Regions from separate parts of the Homo sapiens genome. Here regions 1 and 2 are each linked to region 3. Evidence: read pairs that join two places in POLR2A ChIA-PET (ENCODE). Cell type or tissue: PC-9. All regions are shown on one strand.

Region 1 (8,000 bases), 670 kb before region 3:
TTCCAAGATAGACTTGAAGACCATGTATAATAAGGAGGAAAATATGGCTGAGCAAGTCCAATTAACAAACTATCATGAACTAAAAAATTATCCACTTGACCAGGTGTTATAGGAGATACTAAACTAACTCACAAAAGGGGGTATATATTTACATGAGAACTGACATATCCTGAAATTTTGGAGGACAAAACAAAAACAAACAAACAAACAAACAAACAAACAAACAAACCCTAGCTCTAAAATCCACTGTCTGTGTATACGATCCACGCTGGCTTATTAAGGAAGGCAAATGGGATAAAAATTCCTGAATCAGATCTGGAAAAGAACAAAAGGAAGAGTAACAAAGACTGGGAGATCACTGGAATCCAAGCTTTTGGTCTTAAATCAAAAGCCATCAAAAGAGAGTTTTTCCCCCACTGAGAAGAGATCAAAATGTACTCCGGCTGCACCGTGATGGAAAGGCAAAACAGCAGATAGGGAGAGAGGGAAAAGTCAAGAAAGAGGAATTCCGGAGAAAGGGTAAGTTATTTTCGACAGTTCAGATATTGAGGGGTCATGAGATCATGGACGTAGGATGGTACAGAGGAACCAATAGAAAACAGAAACTCAGGGCCTGGTTTCAAATTCCGTAACTACTATACGTTGAGTATCCCTTATCCAAAACGCTTGGGACCAGAAGCGTTCCAGATTTCAGATTTTTCTGACTTTTGGAATATCTGTATTATTTACTGGTTGAACATCCCAAATTCGAAAATCCAAAATCTTGTAAGCATTATTTTTAATGGCCACATCATTCCATTTCATAAACAAACTGGAGTTCATTTGCGCCCTTTCTCCTTTGAGAAAAACTTTCACTGTTACAGGTAATAATCATAATTTACATCTTTACCTACTTTGGTTTTCAGATGATTTACTTAGGATCATTTCTCAAAAGTGGGTCAAATGTCATTACCATTTTGAAAGCCCCTGATACACAAAGACAGTAATGTTGTTATGTCTTTAAGGATGGGACCTCCTTTATGGTTCCTGGTAGCAGAGCCAGAACTAAAACTCAGGGTTCGTGAGTTCTAGTCCAATACTCCTATTGCTAGAAATTATGGTAAAAGAAGGTATTTCTCTGTAAACAAACAAACAGAAAAATGACTTCCTTCTTTTAGTCTATGACCTTTTCAGGTACTTCATTTACCTCCCAGGAAGACAGTGTTGCAGACCATACAAATAAAGTATCACTTTTTGGGTTACTCATTCTTTTTTTTCCAAGACCAGACATTAAATCCAGGGAAAGATTATATATACAAGCAAAAAAGTTAAATGATGTATGAAATGTTACCATATTAAAGGTTTCTATCAAGAAATATATTATTTAATTTAACTCTTAGCCCTTTGAGTAGTTCTGCAATCACTTACTAAATGCCTGTCATGTGCCAGGCACTGCTAGGTTCTCAGAACCAACACAAAGATGAGAAAAAAGTTCTGCTTTAAACTTAGCATTTCGTATTCTAACCTCTTCCCTTGGGTTTGATTCCCAAGAGTTCTTAAGACAGCCTACAGAGGATGTATCTGCAGAAGAGACAGAAGGGTTGACCTCTACACAGTAAAGAATGGCATAGAGAAGGAAGGGAATCAAACTAGCATTTATTAAATGTCTGATAATGTACCAGACAATCCAGATGTCATTTTATTAGTGTTATCTAATAAGAGTTCTGAGAGGCAGAAGAACGATAAAGGGAGGAACCTCTTTGCTGCCTCAGGGCCCTCACACAGGCAGTTCCTTCTGCCTGGAATGCTTTTGTCTCTACTCTAAGTGCAGACGCACAATTCATCTTTTAATTCTCACCCTAAACACTGCTACACTCAAAATTAAGGTAATGGTGGTGGATTTTTATGACACTTTACTCAGTCATCTCAAATGCTATGTAAATGACGGAGAGAGACCTGAGTTAACAGAAAATAGGGTGAATTAACATAGGTACAAGATAAATGAAGCTCTTAGATCTGATAGAGAATCTCCTGTCATGAACCCTTAAAGGTGGCATTGGCAGATTTCTTCATCTGAAACCTCCAGAATGAAGCTCTTTAGCAAAGGTGATTGATAGCATTTGCATGGCTTCCCAGTTGGACCAGTTTCCCCTTCCCTCCTTCCTTTCCTTCTCAGTCTTTCTCCCTTCCCTTCATTCTAGTCAAAGAGATAGACCTTTAAAAAGAGAATCTACAGAATGTAGTAATTGCTATAAGATGAAGTGTTGTAGAAAGGACTTTTTTCAGACTAGGTCTTTCTGAGGATTGCTTGTGCCCAGGAGATCAAGGCTGCAGTAAGCTAAGCCACCACTGTACTACAGCCTGGCTAACAAAGCAAGACCCTGTCTCAAAAAAAAAAAAAAAAAAAAAAAAAAAAAAGACTGGAGACTGTCAAATATACTACATATAACACATGATACATGTATGCCAATTCATCTTAAAAACAAACAAACAAAAAAACAGGTGATATTTACACATTGAACCTTGCCTATATCTTTCTTCATTTAATGAGCTTATGACTGGTTTATCTAATTATTTCCACAACGCTTCAAATACACAGCAGCTCTGTAAATTCAACCATAGTGAATCTACCCAATGATAAGACACTATTGCTTTTTTTGGGAATGATAAAAATGTTGCTCATGACTTGTAGTATTCTTTCTGTAAAGCTATTCTTCACCCTTTAAAAAATTTTGTACACACCTACTACGAAAATTCTGTCATCAGCAGACAGCCATTCCTAAATGTGGTTGTACTGTGGCAAAGCTCTAAGTAATTAAGAGGCAGTCTTCTCTTGCCTATTCATGTGGCAAACATGTACCTTATGCTGAACATCATATTTTGAATTATGTGAGGTAAAGAAGACAACACAATCCCTACCTTTAAGGGGCAAAGGGAATTAATATTATTGATCACTTACCATAATCCAGGAAACATGCAAGCTGCTTTACATACATTATGTGATTGAATCTTAAAGACAGATATTATGTTCTCTTTTATACATGAGGAAGCTTAGAAAGGTTTAATAACTTGTCCATTATCACATAAGCAGGTAGATGGCAAAACAAGAAATCACTCTTCTGCCTCTGGCTCTATTACACCTTACTACACAAAGACAGGCACATGCATTCCTCCTGCAGAACCTCTCAGAGCTGAGCTTCATTTCCGCTCTGATCAGTGACCTGCTAATACTGACACTGTACCTACAGAGGAGCAGAACTCAATAGCCAGACAGCTCTTCTCACATTTGGATTCACTGTACTTTCAGAAGCGAATGTGGAAGAAAAATTATACCATTTTCTAGAAAATGTAAATGAACCACTTAAGCTACAGAAGCACCTGTCCAAGATAGCACGATAGCATGCCCCACTGTCTGCTGACAAGTGGGCAGATTGAGTCATAAAATGGAAAGAGAAGAAAGTTCTGAATTGATTTCACAGTCCTCCTTTTCTATACTACACCGTTCTCTTCTTCAAAAAACATCAGGAGGAAAAAAATACAGTTTTCTGGGTTGTGTGCCTATATTTTCAGTTTCATGATAAGCAGTCATCAATACACAAATAAAGAGGTCAAACACCACTTTTGCATCCTGTCCCCTGTATATTTTTGGAAAACGACATTGACCAAAAGCGAAGTATAATCTGAGAAAACCCATGATTACTGATGTATTTATAAGTTAACAGTTTTAATCACATGAAATAATTTTTCTTAAGGCAATGGGTCCATCTTCTGCGGAATGTTTTGTTTTCTTAGTGGACACAGAATTGTTTAATAGTGAAATTAATCACAATTTGGACAGACTTTATAGTTGGCCCTTGACTTATCAATTCCACTAAGCAAAATTTAGTAAAGCCTAGATAAAATATACTAATCCTAAATAGGCCAGGTTTGTCACCTACCATTTCCCATAAGCTGCTTAGCATAGTGGAAAAAAAAAGAAGAAGAAAATTTAAATTAAATGCCAAACAGTTGCAGACAGCACTTGTTTGGCTGATTAACTTGTAGACAAGCATTACAAATAAATCTTGAGCATGGTCTGCAGCAAATTAAATTCCACTGCTTTTAAGAACAAAGAATTCTTTGGCAAAGAGGATTAGCAACTTTACACCCAGGAATGCCAGTTTAATTTAATTGTTCCACAATCCAAGATTTAATATGCAAATATCATTTTGATATATAATAGTGAATTTAACAAAGTGAGGAAACAAATTTAATATACAACCAGACTGCCTTTTCTGAACTGTAATTATATACAATAAAGAAGCTGGCCGAGATCCCCCTCCCCCAACATTACTGGGATTGAATTCTATTAACATGAATCAGAACAAGTGTAATTAAAGGTTAAAATTTTTAAATGTATTCTAATTAAGAGTCTAAATAGCTCTACAATTAGAACACTGTAGTTAAAATCACACCTCAATGATCTTCTTGGCCTCTTTGTAATTTCCTGTTTGTAGGAAGGCAAAGAAGAGATCATAGAGCATCACCATTTCACCTTGTTCTTGGCTCACAAAGTCCATTGCTAGGTAGGAGAGAAAAAAATATATATATTAGGAGAAAAAAAAACCCAGAAAAACAGTATCATATGAAGTTCCAGACAAATACAAGAAAAATTTATTTTAAAAACAAATATTAAGAATAACTTAAAGAATATAGCTATATCGACTAATTAAGTACCTAACAGAGTAGCTACAAAGAGAACTAGTGAGGATAAGGGTAAAAAAAATCTTCATAAAGGCAGATCACCAAGAATTAGAACACAAAAATAACAGACATTTTTTCAAAATGAACAGTTACTAAAATCAAGAACATGTATAATATTGGAAATCTACCTGATATTTTTCTTTTAGATTTCACAAGTATAAAGAAAGTTTATCTGAATGTGCTGGCCTTCTGCTGGTTTCTCTTAACAATACACTAAGATTAAATCAGCAAGAAGGGAAAAAAAAACTACATTAAGATACTAGAAAGTGACTCACCTTTCTGAATTAGATCAGTCTCGCCTTTCTCTACCAGTTTACACAAGACATCATGAATCCTTGGTAATACTTTATACTTTTCATAGCAGTCAATGGCGACCTCAAGAGCAGTAGATAGGTCGCCCCTTAGAAACAAAAAAATTAGCAATGAATAAAATAAATCGAATTCAGCTTAGTCTCTTAGTAATACTTTAGAGAGATGTTTAATGACCAGTTAATATGTAAACAACTGAGCTTTACTTAAGGTAGAAAACCACAAAGCTAAAATGGGGGAAAAAAAGAAACAATCTTTATATATAAGTAAATGTTCAGAAAACATACATCATCAGCAATCCACTATTTACCCTGCTTCATCTTTTATTATTTCGTGTGTTAAAGGGTACTTTATAAAAAAGTCCAAATAGATTAAGGCATTCTCTGATTTTACTGTAAATTCTGACTTTATGTAGAAAGTTGCTGTAAGAATGTATTACTTCTGAAAGCAAGGACTACCGTCAAATACTTTTTTCCAATCACTTACGTGCCTTTAACAATTGTATCTCAATAATTTCAGATTTGGTAAACGTTATTAAATGTCCACCAATAGCTAATAAGGAATTTTCAAGAACTTTTTCATCTTTATCATAATATTTTCTGTACTGTCACCTTACTAGCCAAGTAGGAAATAACCTCAAGTTTCATATATATGGGAACTTACTATTATGAAAACTAGGATATTCGTGTTGGTCAGTGAATTCTAGAAGAATTCTAAATACTTTTTTCATTAAAGGGTAAGCTTTTAAAAATTATTTCCAATTACAAAGTCAAGCCTTCTTTTATGTGAGAAATTAAAATAAAAAGACACTGTCATTAAATCAGTTTCTTAAACAACAGTGTGGTACTATATTCTTGTGGGTCCTTAAGAAGTATTTTCCCCCCATAAAAGGACAATTTGCTTTCAATTTACTTTAACCCTGTCTTTATTAAAAGTTTTTTTGTAATTTCTCTCTTACCATACTGAAATAAAATTCACAGGTAATATAAAAAAAATAAAATAAAAGGACAATGTTAGTATGAGAAATATTTAAGACCTTGCAAGACCAGGTGCGGTGGCTCATGCCTGTAATCCCAGCACTTTGGGAGGCCAAGGAGGGCGGATCACCTGAGGTGGAGAAACCCCATCTCTATTAAAAATATAAAATTAGCCGGGCGTGATGGCGCATGCCTGTAATCCCAGCTACTCGGGGGGCTGAGGAGGGAGAATCCCTTGAACCCGGGAGGTGGAGGTTGCAGTGAGCTGAGATCGTGCCATTGCACTCCAGCCTGGGCAACAAAAGTGAAACTCTGTTTCAAAAAAAAAAAAGAAATCCCTTGGAAGAACTATAGAGATTATATGATCCAATTCTACTTGCCACCCCCTTTTACTTTCAAAGAAATAATGAAACTGGGGCATCTAGAGACTGGCTGATTTGACTAAGGCTACCAGGTAAACAGAGGAAGGTACTAGGTAAGCAAGTCGCTGGACTTCCCATTGTCAGTTCAGTACATCTAATTACACATTATGCTTTATTAAAAGCACTGGTATTTGAATAATGTAATAAAGTGGTGCAATTTGGAATAAGAAATTAACGATTTATGAAAAGAGAGTATGAAAGGTATTTTAAAAAGAGGCATGGTTAGAGACATGGCTCCAAGTACAACTAGTGACAATTAGTGAAAATCTTTGTAGAGAATATAAATTTCTCATACACATAACAGTTTTCAAAACCAGAAAGTCCTTTTATACTTCCTGTTAAAGCCTTCACATTTTTGCCTATTATACAAATGTTACATTGCCCTAAGTTGAATTACTATTTTATCAAGATCTGATTTTAAGCTGTACTAAAAAAGTAAAAGACAACGAAGAAATGTTAGTTTTATTGCAATAATAGTGACACAGTGAAAACGAGCCTATCCTGATGGAACTCTTACCTTATCCCCTTACTAAGCCCTGTTTACAGTGCATCTTCTGGCACCCCACAGAGTCATTTGAATTTTTGTCATTTGGGGTGAAGACTAAATTACAGGTTAATTTCAAACTGCAAGTAGATGTTGCAGGCTGGATTACTGTCATAGAAGAGAAATGGTACAGTAGCTACCACATATGATATAAAGCTTTATATAATCAGTATTTTCCCTTACTTCAGACACAGGTTCGGTTATTGCCTTTCTATAACTCTGCTTAACGAAAAACTACTAAAACATTTTTTAAGAGCAAAGCTAACACACATACGATTTTTTTTTAAGTGGCATGATTTGCTTTTCCAGATCAATTCCCAAACTAGAATAGTATTGTCTCAATTGTATTTCCCCCTACATTAGGTCAAAGCTATCAATAAATGAATGAATAATTGTTCTGTCAATCAAAGCGACACGTTAATAGTCTTTGGTCTCCAAATATATGCTTCTGAAGATTATACATGTTCAGAACAACAACAGAAAAAACAAGAATGGCAAAATGGAAATAATTCATATATTTGTCAGTAATTTTAAGAACCAATGTTACTGCTCTTAGGATGCCAACAAAATGAATTAGAAATTTATAATGAAATACCTCATACAAAGTGTACTGGAGATAAAAACAAAGTAAATGACTAGTCAGTTCTTCAGTCCCTATTATCTAATTCGGACTTGTGGTTGGATCATGTCATTTTAAAAGACAAAAATTTACATTCCCCACATAATTTATGTCACTATTAATCTTTCATAATAAAGCTTGAAAACTTAGGTGATGACGGAAATGAAAAATATGTTTAAAAGCACCTAAAATTTGCATTGCTATGAAGATAGCTATGTAGTCATAGGACTTTGGATTTCCATCCCAACTGATAAGAGTACTTATGCTACTCAGCTGTAGCAACGTGATACATTTCTAGAAGTGGTGATGAAAAGCAAATTATCACAACAGCTGAACTCAAGGACATTTGGGTTCCCTCCTAGTTCTAACAGGTTCTATGACTCTGTGCTTATTAGGTTCATCTAAAG
Region 2 (8,000 bases), 84 kb before region 3:
TACGTCAGCCATGACACTTGTAGTCACTGCTGCTACCACTTACCAAGGAACTCAGACTCCAGGCTGCCACTACCTTGCAGGACAATATTAGCTGATGCTTGACCATGTCTATGTAATTTTGTACACAAGACAAAAAAGGGGCAAAAAGTTACTAGCTCCTCCCCTTAGCCAACATTTTGACTTTGGACAAATAAGTTCACCTTTCTGTTTCTCATTTTCTTTATAAACTGAGGCTAATAAATCATAGGTTTGCTGTAGGGATGAAATAAGAAAACATATAAAGCACTTAGCATAGCACCTGGCATGTTGTAAGCATTAAATGAGTGGCAGCCATTATTATTATTTTCTAGCTTTTATGGATGTATTTTACACATGGCACAAAATTGTACTTTCATTTATCTCATTTTGACAGTATACCTCTTCTTCTGACCTACAGGTACCTAAATTTAAAGAACAGTTTTTCCTACCCTTTCATTGTTGCTAGCCTTTCAAGAGTCTCCTACTTTTTTTGTGCTTTCTCAATTCCTGTATGATGTTTCTAAACTACAATAAATTAAAGCTAGTATTTCTTCTCTATTGGAAGGCCAGCTGGTTAAAGACAACATCAAAATATCTATACCTAAATCTGTATGAAATTTTGAAAGACATGATGTATAGTCAACTTACAATGGGCTTCATTATACTTGCTTAAAATTATATTTTTATTTGATTTATATTTTCAATGTTTTTTTCTTAAGATAAATGCAAACCAACTTCCATTCTCAAAGCAAATAAAATAAATGTCAGTATTCCTAGGATCTCCTGAAGAGCTTGGAATGATATGATGTATGCTGTCCCCCATCTGTATGGATGAAGCCAGTTCAGGAAAACAAAAACAAAATATCTATTTAATTACATTTGGTGTTAATCTTTTCACAAGCAGTCCTGCATTTTCATGGAATTAAAAAACATTCTGATGAGAGCTTTGGTAATAAAACATTCTGATGAGTGCTTTGGTAATTTGCTGTATGTGTTTATTTTCACATCTATGCTAGCTATTGATCACAATTTCCAAGCCATTTAGAGGGAGAAATGCCCTCAGGCCGCTCTTCTGTGTGGCCTACTGCAGACAGCCAAATTACCCCACTGACAGGCCCCTTCCTGCACCCACCCCCACCCACCCAATACCTTATTCTTCACACAGAATGCGACAAGGGCCAAAGGAGAGGGGGACTGGAACATAGGAGTGTGACTAGTACATAGTAGTAGCTCGATAACTGTTGTTGAATTAATGAATTAACAAATGAACAAATTATGTTTCTAGTACACTATGACTGCTAGTAAGGTCAGAGCTCAATTTGCTATTCCATTGCATCAGCTAGGATAGTGTCTGATATACCTTATCTCTATTCCTACTTGTTTTTGAATTTTTATTATCCTGCTTATGGATGCTTTAATATCATAAGCTCCTTCCCATGTTTGGACTGTGAAACTTAAGAAAGATGTTTCAAGTTCTTGGTACACAAGAAAGGAGAGCTCCTCTCGGGACCATAGGCCAGTTCCAAATGCGCCTTCTTCTAATCATAGCCCACAGAACTTACTTCTCTTTCCCTTCTTGGGTAGGAGCACTGGAAAGGACATCTTCAATCACTATGGATGTTGACTTATTCTGACAGTGCAGAGCAGTGTGCCGTAAAATCTGGGGCAGACATTTCCCCCAACTTCCAATATAGAAGAGAAAAAATTACTAAGAAAATCCTGGCCAGGAATGGTGGCTCACACCTGTAATCACAGCACTTTGGAAGGCTGAGGTGGGCAGATCGCTTGAGCCCAGGAGTTCAAGACCAGCCTGGGCAACATGATGAAACCCCGTCTCTACAAAAAAATGTAAAACTTAGCCAGGCATGGTAGTGCATGCCTGTAGTTTCAGCTATTTGGGAGTCTGAGGTGGGAGAATCACCTGGGTTCGGGAGGTGGAGTTTGCAATGAGTTGAGATTGCGCCACTACACTCTAGCCTGGGTGACAGAGCGAGACCCTGTCTCAAAAAAAAAAAAAAAAGAAAATCCTTCAGTGCTTAGAGAAATCAGAGGGTGAATGGTTATATAGAAGCCAGCAGGAAAAGCATCATTAGAGGAGGTGAAGAATCTGAATTAATTGTCCGGGGCTAGGACCTATATCCAAGAAGGGCAAATGTGTTTAGGAGTAACATAAAACTTAATGTTTATGCCAGATGATGTAGGAAAAATAACTTCTGCCAGACCTTGGTGACTGACTAGATAGAGAGGCTGATAAAGAGGTGAGCCTATTGAATGAAGCATTTTTAGTATGGCATGATATAGGTGGCCCAGAGTGTCTCGAGTTTGCCCAAGCTTTTTCCTCTCTAAGAACTAACCAAGCCTAGTGCTTCTTTGCTCTGAGAGCAGGCGGACATTGGTTTATGGTGGCTAGTTTGTACTAGGTAGAAAGGCAAAAGAGGGAATGCTACATGGATTAATCAAGGATGTCCAATTCTAAAACAAAGGATGCTGAGATGACAAGAAAGGCCAAGGAAGAACTATTGAGATTGTAAATGCCCTGAGAGCAGGGACCTTTTCTGTCTTGTTCACTGCTCTGTTTCCAGCTCCTAGACTAGGGCCTGACACATGGCAGATAGAGTAAGTAAGTTTGAATGACTACATTAATAGGAGAAACTTTTGAAAGATAAAATGCAAGGTCAATTATATGCAACGGTTGTTGCTATAGCAATGATATTCGTGCCTAGATTCTTCCCCATATCCTTCCTGAATATTTTAAGATAAGTATATATAAAAGGAATATGATGGATACTCATAAATCATAGGATATGGCTGCTATGACTTATGGGATGGGACAGATGAGAACTTGGTATATTTACGAGAAAGGGAACTGCATAGCCTCTGAGAAGTTGGGTAGTCCTGTGTAGACCACTCACTTATTTCTACCAGGCCAAGAGGCAAATAAAGCTGACCTGATATACTTTTGTGTCTTAATCTCTATGTTTTAACTCTAAGGGGTGGGAGAAGCCAGTGGCTAGGGAAAGACAGAGGTTTTAGGATTAACATCACAATATTAGCTACAGAGATTTTACCTAGAAGTAACTGGAGCCTCATTTGTGTTTTGAATTTCCATAAGGGAGGGTTTGATATACTGCCAGATCAGTACTGGCTTTGGTGTCTGAAAGCTTTTTGGGAGAGTGGCTCTGGTCACTAGTAGAGGCTTTTCAGTGGGACTGGGAGGAGTTAGGTAGAACTTTGGATTTGGGTATAAAGGGACTTGTAAAACTCAGTCAAAATGCTTACAATCTGGCAAAGGTAGCTCTTCAGGCTCTGGTAAGGGATATCTATAATCTCTGTGGAATATCTTAGAACACATGGGATTAGGGGAGTTACATGATCAATGGAATAGGCAATTCATTCACCTGTCAGTCACAGAGATCTTACTTCTAGGGAAAATCTGAAATTGGAGGACTTACTCTGTTACATGAATCAAAGATATGACCTTGAAAAATGGGAGTAACCATGGCACCAGTGAGTGAGTCAGTGATTTGGGAGGGGAAACTGGTTTGGGAAGAAGGATTATCATTTCGGTTTTAGAAATTCTGAGTTTAAAGCTACAGCACATGTTGAAATTTGTAGTAGACAGCTGGGAGGAACTAATGGAAGCTTAGGTGAGAAGACAAGTTAGGGGTTGTTAGCTCTGTCTTCTTCTTTGTCCAACTCCTCTGAGAAAGCAGAAAGTAAAGATGCCAGCTTTAGTCTGTGGCTACTTAGTTTTTAGGCCCTTTACCTATTTTTAGTCTAAGACATTGCTGGGATACATCAAATGGGGAGAGCACAAGCAGTTGCATCTATTTATGAGAAAGAACAAGTCTAAAGAATGAGAGTCACGGAGAAGCAATTTTCTTTGCATTTTATTTTTATTTTTATTTTTTGAGAACTTCTCATTATTACCAAGCTTCTGTCAGGAAATATGTACTAGAAGCCAAACAAAATTATTTCATTGCTTACGGTGAAATGTACCAGGGGTGCTGATGGGCAAAAAAGAGCGCCTCATATGAAACACCAAATGTTCCAGTAATCCTGTTCCAAACCATGCCCGTTTACTTAAAATTTCTTTCACAGTTCACGTTAGACTCATGCAGTAAATAAATTAAGTACCTTTCCCACTGCGAGTTTTTTAGAAACACTTAATGAAGTAAATGCCACAGTGTTAGGCCAGGGGGAAGCCATGCAGTTAAATTATTTTTAGCATGCATTTTCTAGTTTAATTTTTGTTGGTTTCTTTTGATCTGGGCTTGAGTCTTAGCCAGATAGTGTGATTCAGGGGACAGAGGACATGGATGAAAGAGAGGTTTGTCTTTACTGCCTAGTGAATATAACTAAGGGAAGCTTCTTTTTTTTCCCAAATGTTAAAAAATTTTGTCCCTCTCTAAATATATTTAGGATTGCCTCTCTAAATATCAAAATAATTCTATTTGGGATAGCTATAAAGAGATATACTATTAACTCATTACCCTTGAATATTTAGAAAAGCTCTGTATGTTTAATTTTAATTATATGGCCTTTCAATAAAAGTATTATATATGCTATTTTTAAAATACTTAAAAACATAAGATTATTTTAAATATAGTTTAATCTTTCTAATTAAGGATGTTTCTTGAGATTTTTTTTTTTTTTTTTTTTGAGACGGAGTCTCACTCTGTCACCCAGGTTGGAGTACAATGGCACAATCTCAGCTCATTGCAACACCCGCCTCCTGGTTTCAAGCGATTCTCCTGCCTCAGCCTCCCGAGTAGCAGGGATTACAGGCATGTGCCACCACGCCCAGCTAATTTTTGTACTTTTAGTGGAGATGGGGTTTCACCATGTTGGTCAGGCTGGATTCAAACTCCTGACCTCAAATGATCCACCTGTCTCAGCCTCCCAAAGTGCTGGGATTACAGGCATGAGCCACCCTGCCCGGCCTTGTGGTTTTGAAGAGCTTGAATCATCATTTTGAGAATTAAATGATTATTATATTATAAATGTGCATAAGTGTTTGTTAATGAAATTTCTGATTAATATTTCCTTTTAAAAAAACAGGAACTATAACCACATTCTTTTAATAGCTAAAAGCATTTGTTAAAGTGACCAAAAATAATTGTTTCAAAAATTTTTTTTTGAATGAAGACAACGCAAAAATGTATCAGAGAAGATACACTGTGTCTGGAAACAATCTGTGTCTAGAAAGAAGTCTTCAATTTTGATTAATATGTTTTATGAGCAACTTAAGAATTAATGCAATATGTTAGGTAAAATACAGCAATAATTTTTCATTGCTAAATTGTTCAGCAGACTCTCCTAATTTTCAAGGGGTGTGCTGTTGTGAGTATGGGATTTTATTCTGAAGGAACAAAAACCAAAGTCAAAAAGATGGTTTCCTTTTTGCACAGAACTCTCTAATACCTCTGTCACTATCTCAACAGGGAGTGGTGCTTCTTATTTTAACTTGAAGAGTATAGTGAGGACTGTCCAGCCTTTCTGCAATCTCCAAGTAATCAGAAAGTATTGAAAGGTGTAATAGGAACAAAGTGGAAAACGGCAGTATCCTCAAGTTACAGGCCAAATTGGTAACCCTAAGAGAAAGATTTTGACAGCCATAAATATTTCATCTCTCAAGGCCCTGATGCTACTGTGTGAGAGCAATTTAGTTAGAAAGATCATCAACAATTAGTTGACATCTCTATCACACCTATTACTGAGTTGAAATTTCACTGACATGAATAATAAGGGGTCTTGTTTGACATTTAGCAGTTTAATTAATTTGTTTCCTAAAGTGAATGATGTTTTACACTGTGATTTTTCAATACCCCGTCTCCATACACTTGAATTTTTTTATTTTGCTTTTCTTGGGGAAACCAGTTAATTTTCCTTTTCACTTAACAAACTACCTACCCATCTTGGCTCTGGTGCCAGCCAGTGTTTTGTGGGGCTTAGGGGGCGGGGATAGTGTGGGGAAATTGAGGAAGTGCTGCAGATCATCCTCTACTATTCAATTTTGGAGGAGAGATAATGTAGGAGTATGGAAAAGGAAAACAAAAACACTTTTTTTTTTCAAGAAAATTTAGTACTTTTTGGCATTATTGTTAGACAAAAATACAAGTCTTGTCTCTCTGGTTATTCTAGTCATCGAGAATCAACAAGGAAGGGGCCGTTATGGGTAGTCATTGCCTGCCATGTGGCATAACTATTTGCATTATTCTTTATATATTACTGGCTTTATTGGTTTCTGTACACCTTCAAGATATGTTGTATATTAATGTGATTTCTGTAATGCTATTTTTGAAAATAAAAAACATAATGTTTGCTAAAGGTCACTTCTAAAACAGCTGATGTGAAAGTAGGAGGAATAATCCAATGTAACAATAGAACACATGAATCTACTGTATATTCTTACAGATAAAAATAGACTTTTGAAAAATTAGTCAACTCAATTAAATTATTTACTCTAATTACCTCTATACAAACCCCTAAATACCTACCTTAAGCTGCTTCCCTTTGCAGAGTTTTTTAAAAACCGAAGATATGTGGAAAAGCTATTTCTCTCCCACTCTAAACTGTAGGTCATGAAGGTAAATGATATTCTGTATTCGCCAGAGTGCAAGTGTCCTTAACTACCTGATGATGATGTATATTTCTGATGGATGGGGCTTAGCTAGGTAGACGTACCCAGATGAAATCAAGTGAGTGCATATTCATGACACATGTGAGTGGGAAGAATGTCTTAGAACATGTCATGCTGAAGAGACAATGCTGAAGTGTTGAAGGTTGAATGTTAAAAGGGGAAGATAGGCTCCAGCTTTTGGAGGAAAGGCAGTCCAGTATATACCTACCATAATGATACTTCTTTCCGTGTTGTCGGTTCTTATTTTATAATGGTGTCTAAAAAATAAACAGGTACCACTACTTTACTAACCTGCTTTTAGACCAAATGTAATGAAAGTGATACGGAACTGATTTTTAACTATTGAACCTCTAGGATAGATGAACTCTTAATGCTATCACAAACCACCATGAGATACTTCAGCATAATAGAGTGCTAGCAAAGTTGAAATTGCTGCTATTGTGTATCTCAGACTTGTTAAAGCTGTTCCAGACTCATGGTGAAATAGATTGCTTTCTTCTACTGGTGGACATTGAACTTTTTCCCTCTATACATGTGTTTATAAACAAACAGTGACATAAACTTTTCCATTGGAACATATTTTGAAGCAGAGATATGTGTTTGTAGAGAGCATTATATATATCATTTAAATGTATTTTTTTTCCAAAACAAGTTTCCAGGTCATAATTTTGAACCTGTATAATTTTCATTATGATTTTCCTGTCTGAACTGAAAGGCCATGCAATAAGTGAAAATATTTTATGTTTATTTTTGTTAAGTACCTCTCCCTCTCTGCCTTAGTACGAGGCATAGCAAGGAAGGATTAAGGATAATTTCATAAAGATAATTAAACATAAGCCTTGAGTGACTTCTTTCTATCAGAAAGACTTCAGAAAGGAAAGAGTTGAATTAGCATGGTATGTTTAAAAACGAAACAAAACAAAAAAGTGTGACTTAGGACACAGGAGATGTACGTTACTAAAAAGTTTTACTATGTGCCGGGCACTGTGCTTCAAACTCAACATGCACTATTTCATTTGGTCCCAACAACCCAGTGAGGTAGTTGTATTATCTTAATTTTGTACATGGTGGCATGATCATAGCTGAGAATTCCTGGGCTCAAGTGATCCTTCTGCCTCAGCCTCCTGAGTAGCTGGGACTACAGGTGCACAGCATCATTTCCAGATAGTTTTTAAATTTTAGTTGAGATGGCCGGGCGCGGTGGCTCATGCCTGTAATCCCAGCACTTTGGGAGGCTGAGGCGGGCGGATCACGAGGTCAGGAGATCGAAACCATCCTGGCTAACACGGTGAAACCCTGTCTCAACTAAAAATACAAAAAAAAAAAAAATTAGCCAGGC
Region 3 (8,000 bases):
AGGCTGAGATGGGAGAATTGCTTAAACCCTGGAGGCGGAGGTTGCAATGAACTAAACATGTGCCACTGCACTCCAGGCTGGGTAACAGAGCGAGACTCTGTCTCAAAAAAAGAAAAAAGAAAAAAAAGAAAAGAAAGAAAAAGACAAATTCTTACATCCATCACAGACCTACTGAAACCCAGTCTGTGGATGAATCCAGAAATCTCTAACAAGCCCCCCATCTGATTCTGTAGTACACACATTTTAGAACCACTGATTTGATCAAATGTAATCTCTTAAAGTCCAGTCCAATTCATCAAGCAGCCAAGGCAGTGGCATCTCTCAAGAGACAATGAGGTCATGATCAGTTTCTCAGTTTCAACTTTGAATTGTGCTTGCATCATCACAGACCTACACCAGTGAACCGTGGAAATCTCACCCCGAGAAAATCCCAGGCAAAAAACTCTGTCAGGAGACTACTGGTTATAAAAATTCTAAGGTTTACTCAGTCATTAAAATTATGCATATATAATAGATTCCTTTCTATTTTCATTGCCAACAGAAAATTGAACATTTGCTTCAACCTTCATGAAATCAAAACTTAGAGAAAAACGATCTTTTTATAAGGAAAATGAGTTATTCCATGTTACTAATTAGATCTTAGCTGTTAAATTTTGGAATGATTAAAATCCTTTTCAATAATTGCAAAATTTGCTTTGATAAAGTCACCCTAGAAGTTGATTATGCAGTGTAGTTTCAAGTTCGTCATGTTGTCTTCTTGGGGACAGCTTTCTGTCTGGGGGTGTCAGTAGTGGCAATCCCCTAAGTGCATGATGGTTGTTGGGTTGATGTAGCCACAAAAGATTTGATAAACTGTGATATGACTGCTTTTATACAGGTCCAACTTCCACATAGACTAGTTAACTCTCTATATAACTAAGTTCCGTCCTTGGCAGATGGATTAATTTGTGAATAATGAATTTCCCTTAGCTACCTCCATACTTCCATTTTGGTTTACTAAATATAGAATCATTTAAGAAATCTGTCCATAATTATTTCCAGTGAATCCACAATTAATAATAACATCAGCCAGTGATATACCAACTTACACAGGGAGCATGTCACATTCTGAACTCTTTGTCAATCCTAATTTACATTCCAGTGAAAATGTGGTAGATGGTGTGTAAGTATGCATATTATAATCCCTTTAGCTCAGAGGTTCTTAACCCTTGCTGTGTCATGAGCCCCTTTGGTATCTTGTGATTCTGCTTATGGATCCCTTCTCAAAATAATGTTACAAGTGTGTTAAATAAAATCCAAAAAGCAATTACATTGAAATACAGTTATCAAAATATGTTTAAAATACAATTGTGGTATAGTAACATATATGCTTCCTTATTATTTTTTGTTTGTTTGTTTGTTTGTCTGTTTTGAGATGGAGTCTTGCTCTTCACCTGGGCTGGAGTGCAGTGGTGCGATCTCAGCTCACTGCAACCTTCACCTCCCTGGTTCAAGCGATTCTCCTGCCTCAGCCTCCTGAGTAGCTGGGATTACAGGCATGCACCACCACCCTGGGCTAATTTTTGTGTTTTTAGTAGAGACGGGGTTTCACCATGTTGGTCAGGCTGGTCTCGAACTCCTGACCTTTTGATCCACCTGCCTCGGCCTCCCAAATTGCTGGGATTACAGGTGTGAGCCACCGCACCCAGCCTATGCTTCCTTATTAATGCCATAAAATAATAAGATCTAGTTGTAGCTCTAATAATGATTATAATTTTTCATTAAGAATGAGCTACTAAATATCATTTCCAAACAAACAATGACAAAAATTATAATGTTAGATGAAAATATTACTGTTCATAGCCTACACTTGTAATATAAGGAAATGCTAAATTTGGTTAGTTTAGTAAAAATAAGAATATTTTTTCCTTGCAAGTTCATGGACCCCCTGAATTCTTTCTATGAATCCTAAGAACCTCTGCCTTCCTTCTGTTAATTTTTAATGAAAATTTAGATTTTAGTCACAAAAACCAAGTTATGCAAAAATAGATTATGAAGGAATATGGGAGAAAAGAAATGAAGTTCCAGTTTTCTCGTGGAATTGGTTGAAAGGCTTTATTCAACATTAAGATATATACACTGTGCATTTTTTTTACTTTCCATTACTTCCTGCTGGAATTAGCATTGTCCTCTTCAATGAGTCACTAATGAACAGCCTGACAAGTATGACTTAATCATACAGCACTTTTAGTCTATGAAACCTACTTAGAATGTTAGCACAAAGTAGAAATACAATGATTAAAGGAGAAACTTATATACTATAATGAAATCTTAGCTCAGAAGAACCTAATTTGCAGCAAGCTTAGGACCTTTAAAATCAGAAGTCCTTTGGGTCTTGTCTTAGCAACTTACTTGTTAAAGGCTCTGGGTGGGGAGGTGGTTGTGAGGCGATATAAGAAAATGAAAAGAAGGAATAAATAAAGTCATGGTTTCACAATGTGAAGTTCAAAAAGGCTATATACCATCACAGGTGTTCAGTACATATACCAAACCTCATATTTACAAGTTGCTAACTGGAATTGCATGATTAGATTGAGTAATCACACGTGTCGGTAAAAAGCTGTAATTACCTAAGAAAAGCATAGCATTTTTGTCTGTGCAGGGCTCACCTATTTCGTATGTCTTTAAAACTTTGACCAATTATAAATCTTTTAGCAAGGTAGAGAGTAAAATCCTATATTTTCTGTGGATGTTGACACATGTAAGTTCCTGATCATTATTTATTAAACAATTAGCTTTAACATGTAAGATGGAATGGGAAAAACATTTAAACCTAATGTGAATTGCCTAGGTATGAGAAGCCTTAGAACTTTGTTAGAAATTTCTGTTTTCCATTTCTCAAATACTGTGACCATAACTCATAGTTTATTTATAAATAGAAAGTGACACTTCATAATACCTGGCAGCTTTCAAAACTAGATTATATCTGTCTTTGCCTGAAGGGCTCCAGTAACACTATTGTACAATATTTTCTTCTGACCATCTGGCAGTTCTTAGGAACCAACCTCTGTCAACATTTTATAGCTACTGCACTGGTTACAGCTAATCCTTTCAATGAATGAGCTGGAAAAAATGTAGATACATCAATATCGTTTTCCTTTAGAGCCCATTTAATACATGCCCTGTTATTATTTTGTTTGATAGGGCCATTATCTTCTGTGAGAATGAAAAGTAATTTGTCAGAAGCATTTTTTTAAATTTAAAGATCAATCTATGTAAATTTTTCTTAAATAAAAGAAACCACAGCTTTTTAAAAAAAGAACCTCAAACATAATCATTAAGAGTCTCAGAAATGGGAACTTAGGGCTTAGATTCCACAAACATTTTTAGCTATTATTTTCTAATCTGGGTTCTAACATGTTTAGTCTAATAACCAAGCCTGGATTGGGCTATTTCTGAGAGGATTTTATGTTAACAGTGGAGTTGACACCTTGGCAAGGTTTAAAAAAAAAAAAAAAGTGTATGTTTCTCTTGTTGTTTGCTTTAAGAAACTAGGAAGCAATTCATTCCAATGTGGGAATTTTTATGAATTTTTCTTCAAAACGATTTGGTACTCTATGGACTTTGAATAACTAATGATTTTAAAGTACTTTATTTTGCAGTTTATGAATAAAAGTTGTGGAAACTTTCCAATGTTCTCATTCTAACCTATCTTTACTTCATAAAAACCCATGTTGGTTGAATAATTTTCTTAGAAAGGCTGTTAGTTATTTCTGTATTCTGAAATTTACATTTATCATTGAATTGAAATGGGAAAAGATATTGATCTTTTTTTCAGATTCAGAGTTTAAAACTCTGCTCATAATAACAGATGATAAAAGAGATTCTCCTCAGCTTCACCATTCCATTACATACCACCACTATCATGAGACCAAGATTTTTTTTTTTATTTTTGATTTTTGTGACAGAGTGTCGCTCTGTTGCCCAGTCTGGAGTCCAGTGGCACCATCATAGCTCACTACACCCTCAAACTCCTGGGCTCAGGTGATCCTCCCACCTCAGCCTTCCGAGTAGCTGGGACTACAGGTGCACACCAGCACACCCAGCTAATTTTTGTATTTTTGGTAGAGAGACAGGGTTTTGCCATGTTGCTAAGGCTGGTTTCAAACTCCTGGGCTCAAGCCATCCTTCGACCTCAGCCTCCCAAGCACTGGGATTACAGATGTAAGCCATGGTGCCTGGCCAAGATCAAGTTTTTGACAGAAACCTTTTCTCTGTAAATGTTTTGCACTTTCATATTTAGGTACCTCAACTTGGGCAAGGTTGTTCAGTTAACATATACAGATACAGACACACACGCATATGTGTCTGTGCACACAAACTGTTCCTAGGTTGTTAGATGAAATTGGTTTGTTATTCCTATAGTTTTTTGGTATCAAAATTAATGTTTAAAATTTCTTTAGAGAGTTTTATGGTGACTTTTAGAAAATGTTTTCCCTTTCTTTTCTATCAGATGGAGATTAAAACTACTACAATTATAGTACAATGTTGAGTAGACTCGGGAATTTATGTAAGATGTGGCTAACAATTTTGATAACTGTACATTAGAGTGTGTCAAGACAATGAGGCTTCTTTGATATTGTCTTTTCTTCTTCTAATTACCAGGTTTCTGTCATATCCTAAATTTAGGGAGGGAATAATATTCATCTCCAAATTAAGTATAACATCTAGCTATATTTTGATACTTTTTAGTTGATACATATAATATAACCAATATCAGTTAAAAAGTACCAAAATATAGCCAGATGTTTTACTTAATATATATAAAGGTATGCCATTACTCTTTTAGAAAAAGTCATATGGTGGCTCACGCCTGTAATCCCAGCACTTTGGGAGGCCAAGATGGGCAGATCACCTGAGGTGAGGAGTTTGAGACCAGCCTGACCAACATGGAGAAACCCCATCTCTACTAAAAATACAAAATTAGCCAGGCATGGTGGTACATGCCTCTAATTCCAGCTACTCGGGAGGCTGAGGCAGGAGAATTGCTTGAACCCTGGAGGCGGAGGTTGCGGTGAGCCAAGATTGCGCCATTGCACTCCAGCCTGGGCAACAAGAGTGAAACTCTGTCTCAAAAAAATAATGATAATTAATAAATAAATAATAAATAACAAAATTTTAAAAAATCATAAAATTGGAAGAAACCTAAAGAGGTCGCTAGTATAATTTATTTTCTTGGAGATACTATGTTTCTGGTAAGAGGAAAGCTATAGCCTCTGTTCTCACATGTAGTGACTTTTGTTATCAAATAATTCCATATAGGTAAATAAACTCTTTCTTACTATTCTCTAAATTCCATTCATTATTTTATTTTTTTCTTGCTCTAAGACATTGAATACCTTTGTTTTTTTAAGTTATTTTTAAAACCAGAAGATTTAAACTTAATATTAAACATTTCCTCTCAATTCTCTTAATTACTTTTTAATTTTTCCTACTAAGAAGGACAGTTTGGAAAACACAAAGCTAAAAGGAAAAGTAATCATGATTCCATGTCTAGAGGTAATAGCTTAACATATGTCCTTTGATTGTTTTTTCTCTATATCTGTACTTTTTAAGTTGTGTTTTACAAAAATGATACCATATTGCATATGCTATATTGTAGTCTGCTTTTTAAAAATATATTTATTTATTTATTTATTTGAGACAGGGTCTCACTCTGTCACCCAGGCTGGAGTGTAGTGGTGCCATCTCAGTTCACTGCAACCTCCACCTTTCAGGCTCAAGCGATCCTCCCACCTCAGCCTCTCTAGTAGCTGGGACTACAGGTGCACACCCCCACACCTGGCTGATTTTTGTGTTTTTTGTAGAGATGGGGTTTCACCATGTTGCCCAGTCTCGAACTCCTGAGCTCTAGCTCCCAAAGTGCTGGTATTAGAAGCATGAGCCACCATGCCTGGCCCTGCTTTTAGAAAATTTATTAGCCAATTTTGATAATAAACATTCCTCCACCTATTATTTTTAATGACTACCTAGTATTCTATAGTGTGAATGCACCATAATTTACTCAACCTGTTTTCCAACATTTTTATTAAGAGAACAACAAAAATGTTAAAATAATTTTATAGTAAACACACATATATCCACCATTTAGATTTTACAACTAACATCTTATTATACTTGCTATTAGTCTGTTCTCACACTGCTCTAAAGAACTACCTGAGACTGGGTAATTTATGAAGAAAAGAGATTTAATTGACTCACAGTTCCACAAGCTTAACAGGAAGTATGACTGGGAGGCTTCAGGAAACTTACAATCATGGCGGAAAGTGAAGGGGAAGCAAGCACGTCTTACTACGGCAGAGCTGGAGAGAGAGAGAACAAGGGAGGAAGTGCCACACTTTAAACTATCAGATCTCATGAGAACTCCCTCACAAACATGAGAATAGCATGAGGAAAATTCGCATCCACGATCCAGTGACCTCCCACCAGGTCCCTCCCCTGACACCTGGGGATTACAATTCGACATGAGATTTGGGTGGGGACACAGAGACAAATCGTATCACCTGTTTTATCACATACCAGTCAAACTAGCTATCTCTCCATTATTTTTTGTGTATTGCCAAGTAAGTGGTAGTCATTAGTATATTCCTCTCACCCAAGTATTTAAGCATCATTAACCAGAGTTCAGTATGTGCTTATGTACCCAACCTATATATACACACACACACACATATATAGATACACACACATATATATATGTGTTTATATATATCTTTGTTTTTTGAGACAGAGACTTGCTTTGTCACCCAGGCTGGAGTGCAGCAGCATGATCTTGGCTCACTGCAGCCTCTGCCTCCTGGCTTCAAGCAATTCTCGTGCCTCAGCCTCCTGAGTAGCTGGGATTACGACATGTGCCACCACACCTGGCTAATATTTTGTATTTTTTTAGTAGAGACAGGGTTTCACCATGTTGGCCAGGCTGGTCTTGAACTCCTGGCCTCAAGTGATCCACCCACCTTGGCCTCCCAAAGTGCTGAGATTACAGGCATGAGCCACCAACTGGACCCCCAACCTATATTTTAAAGGATTCTTTTACATTTATTAATTATACATATTTATTAATATAACTGGATCAGCTATATATTGCCACACAACAAAATACCCCAAAATTTAGTGGCTGAAAACAAACAAATACTTTATTTGCTTTTGATTCTGTGGGTCAGCAACATAGGCTAAGGTCAGCTGAGTGATTTTTCTGCTTACTTCACTAGAGTTTTTCATGCAATAATAGTCATCTGGCCATTCCACCAAGGCTGGATGGAGAAAGATGGTCTCACTTGATAAATTCCTGGAATTGGAGTTACTTAATAAAAAGGTATACATACACATAGTCAAATTGCCCTCTTTAATTATTTAAAATGTATTCCCCTGCCCCAGATTCTATTTGCATTCTTTCAATTCAAAGTCAGTAATTTTTTGAGATGCTGGCTGGATTCATTTTAATGAATATATTGAGTATCTCTTGGCTAGGTATTGAGAAGGATACAAGAGAAAGAAATACAAGATATTGACTGTTCTTCAGGAATTTATAATCTAGTTGTGTAGATAACACCAACACTAATAAGATGGTCAAACTGAATTATAAGACCTGGTACAGTTGTCAAATTGCTTACCTCTTTCTCCTCTTCTCACAGGACAGGCTATGTTAATTACTTGACATCTAATAAGTATTCAGTAAATAATTGTTTAGTGTTTATCACTGAATTTAAGAGAAGCTCTGAGTTAAAGTCCTCTAGATGAGGGGTTTTGTTAAAGAGGTGGGCCTTGATATGGCCCTTGAATTAGAGGTACAATTTAGAATTAGATCAAGGAAAGGAATACAGATTTAGTAATCATTTTCTTAAAATCTGTTTTATTTTGTATGTATGGCTAGAAATTACTTTTCTTGTTTGTTTACTATAAACACAAGACTATCTGCTAAATATTTCCCTACTGAGTTCATAACTAAGATTGCCAAAGTG

What was found. ChIA-PET counts read pairs that join two places held together with the same protein. Peaks named below come from ENCODE experiments on the same cell type or tissue, not always from the same donor. Only the 100,000 strongest peaks of a DNase experiment are listed, where the experiment ranks them.
Region 1: POLR2A ChIA-PET joins it to region 3 with 5 read pairs; 2 of 35 experiments call an interaction of 5 or more read pairs at or near these places.
Region 2: POLR2A ChIA-PET joins it to region 3 with 5 read pairs; 1 of 35 experiments calls an interaction of 5 or more read pairs at or near these places.

The regions. Positions count from the first base shown.
Region 1 is chr2:43,929,757-43,937,756 of GRCh38, forward strand. LRPPRC (leucine rich pentatricopeptide repeat containing) reads right to left here. Exons shown (of 38, transcript NM_133259.4): 24 at 4,998-5,122; 25 at 4,434-4,540. Among named protein-coding and RNA genes, the nearest start is that of LRPPRC, 62 kb to the right of the region's middle. In PC-9, no CTCF peak of the experiment used is centred here; no DNase peak of the experiment used is centred here; H3K27ac peaks cover 1,070 bases.
Region 2 is chr2:44,512,080-44,520,079 of GRCh38, forward strand. All of the region lies in intron 3 of CAMKMT (calmodulin-lysine N-methyltransferase), which reads left to right. Among named protein-coding and RNA genes, the nearest start is that of CAMKMT, 150 kb to the left of the region's middle. In PC-9, no CTCF peak of the experiment used is centred here; a DNase peak (open chromatin) is centred at 3,522.
Region 3 is chr2:44,596,345-44,604,344 of GRCh38, forward strand. The region is part of intron 3 of CAMKMT (calmodulin-lysine N-methyltransferase); the gene reads left to right. Among named protein-coding and RNA genes, the nearest start is that of CAMKMT, 240 kb to the left of the region's middle. RefSeq lists a silencer at 400-449. In PC-9, no CTCF peak of the experiment used is centred here; DNase peaks (open chromatin) are centred at 2,207, 2,587 and 3,007; H3K4me3 peaks cover 1,071 bases; H3K27ac peaks cover 1,982 bases.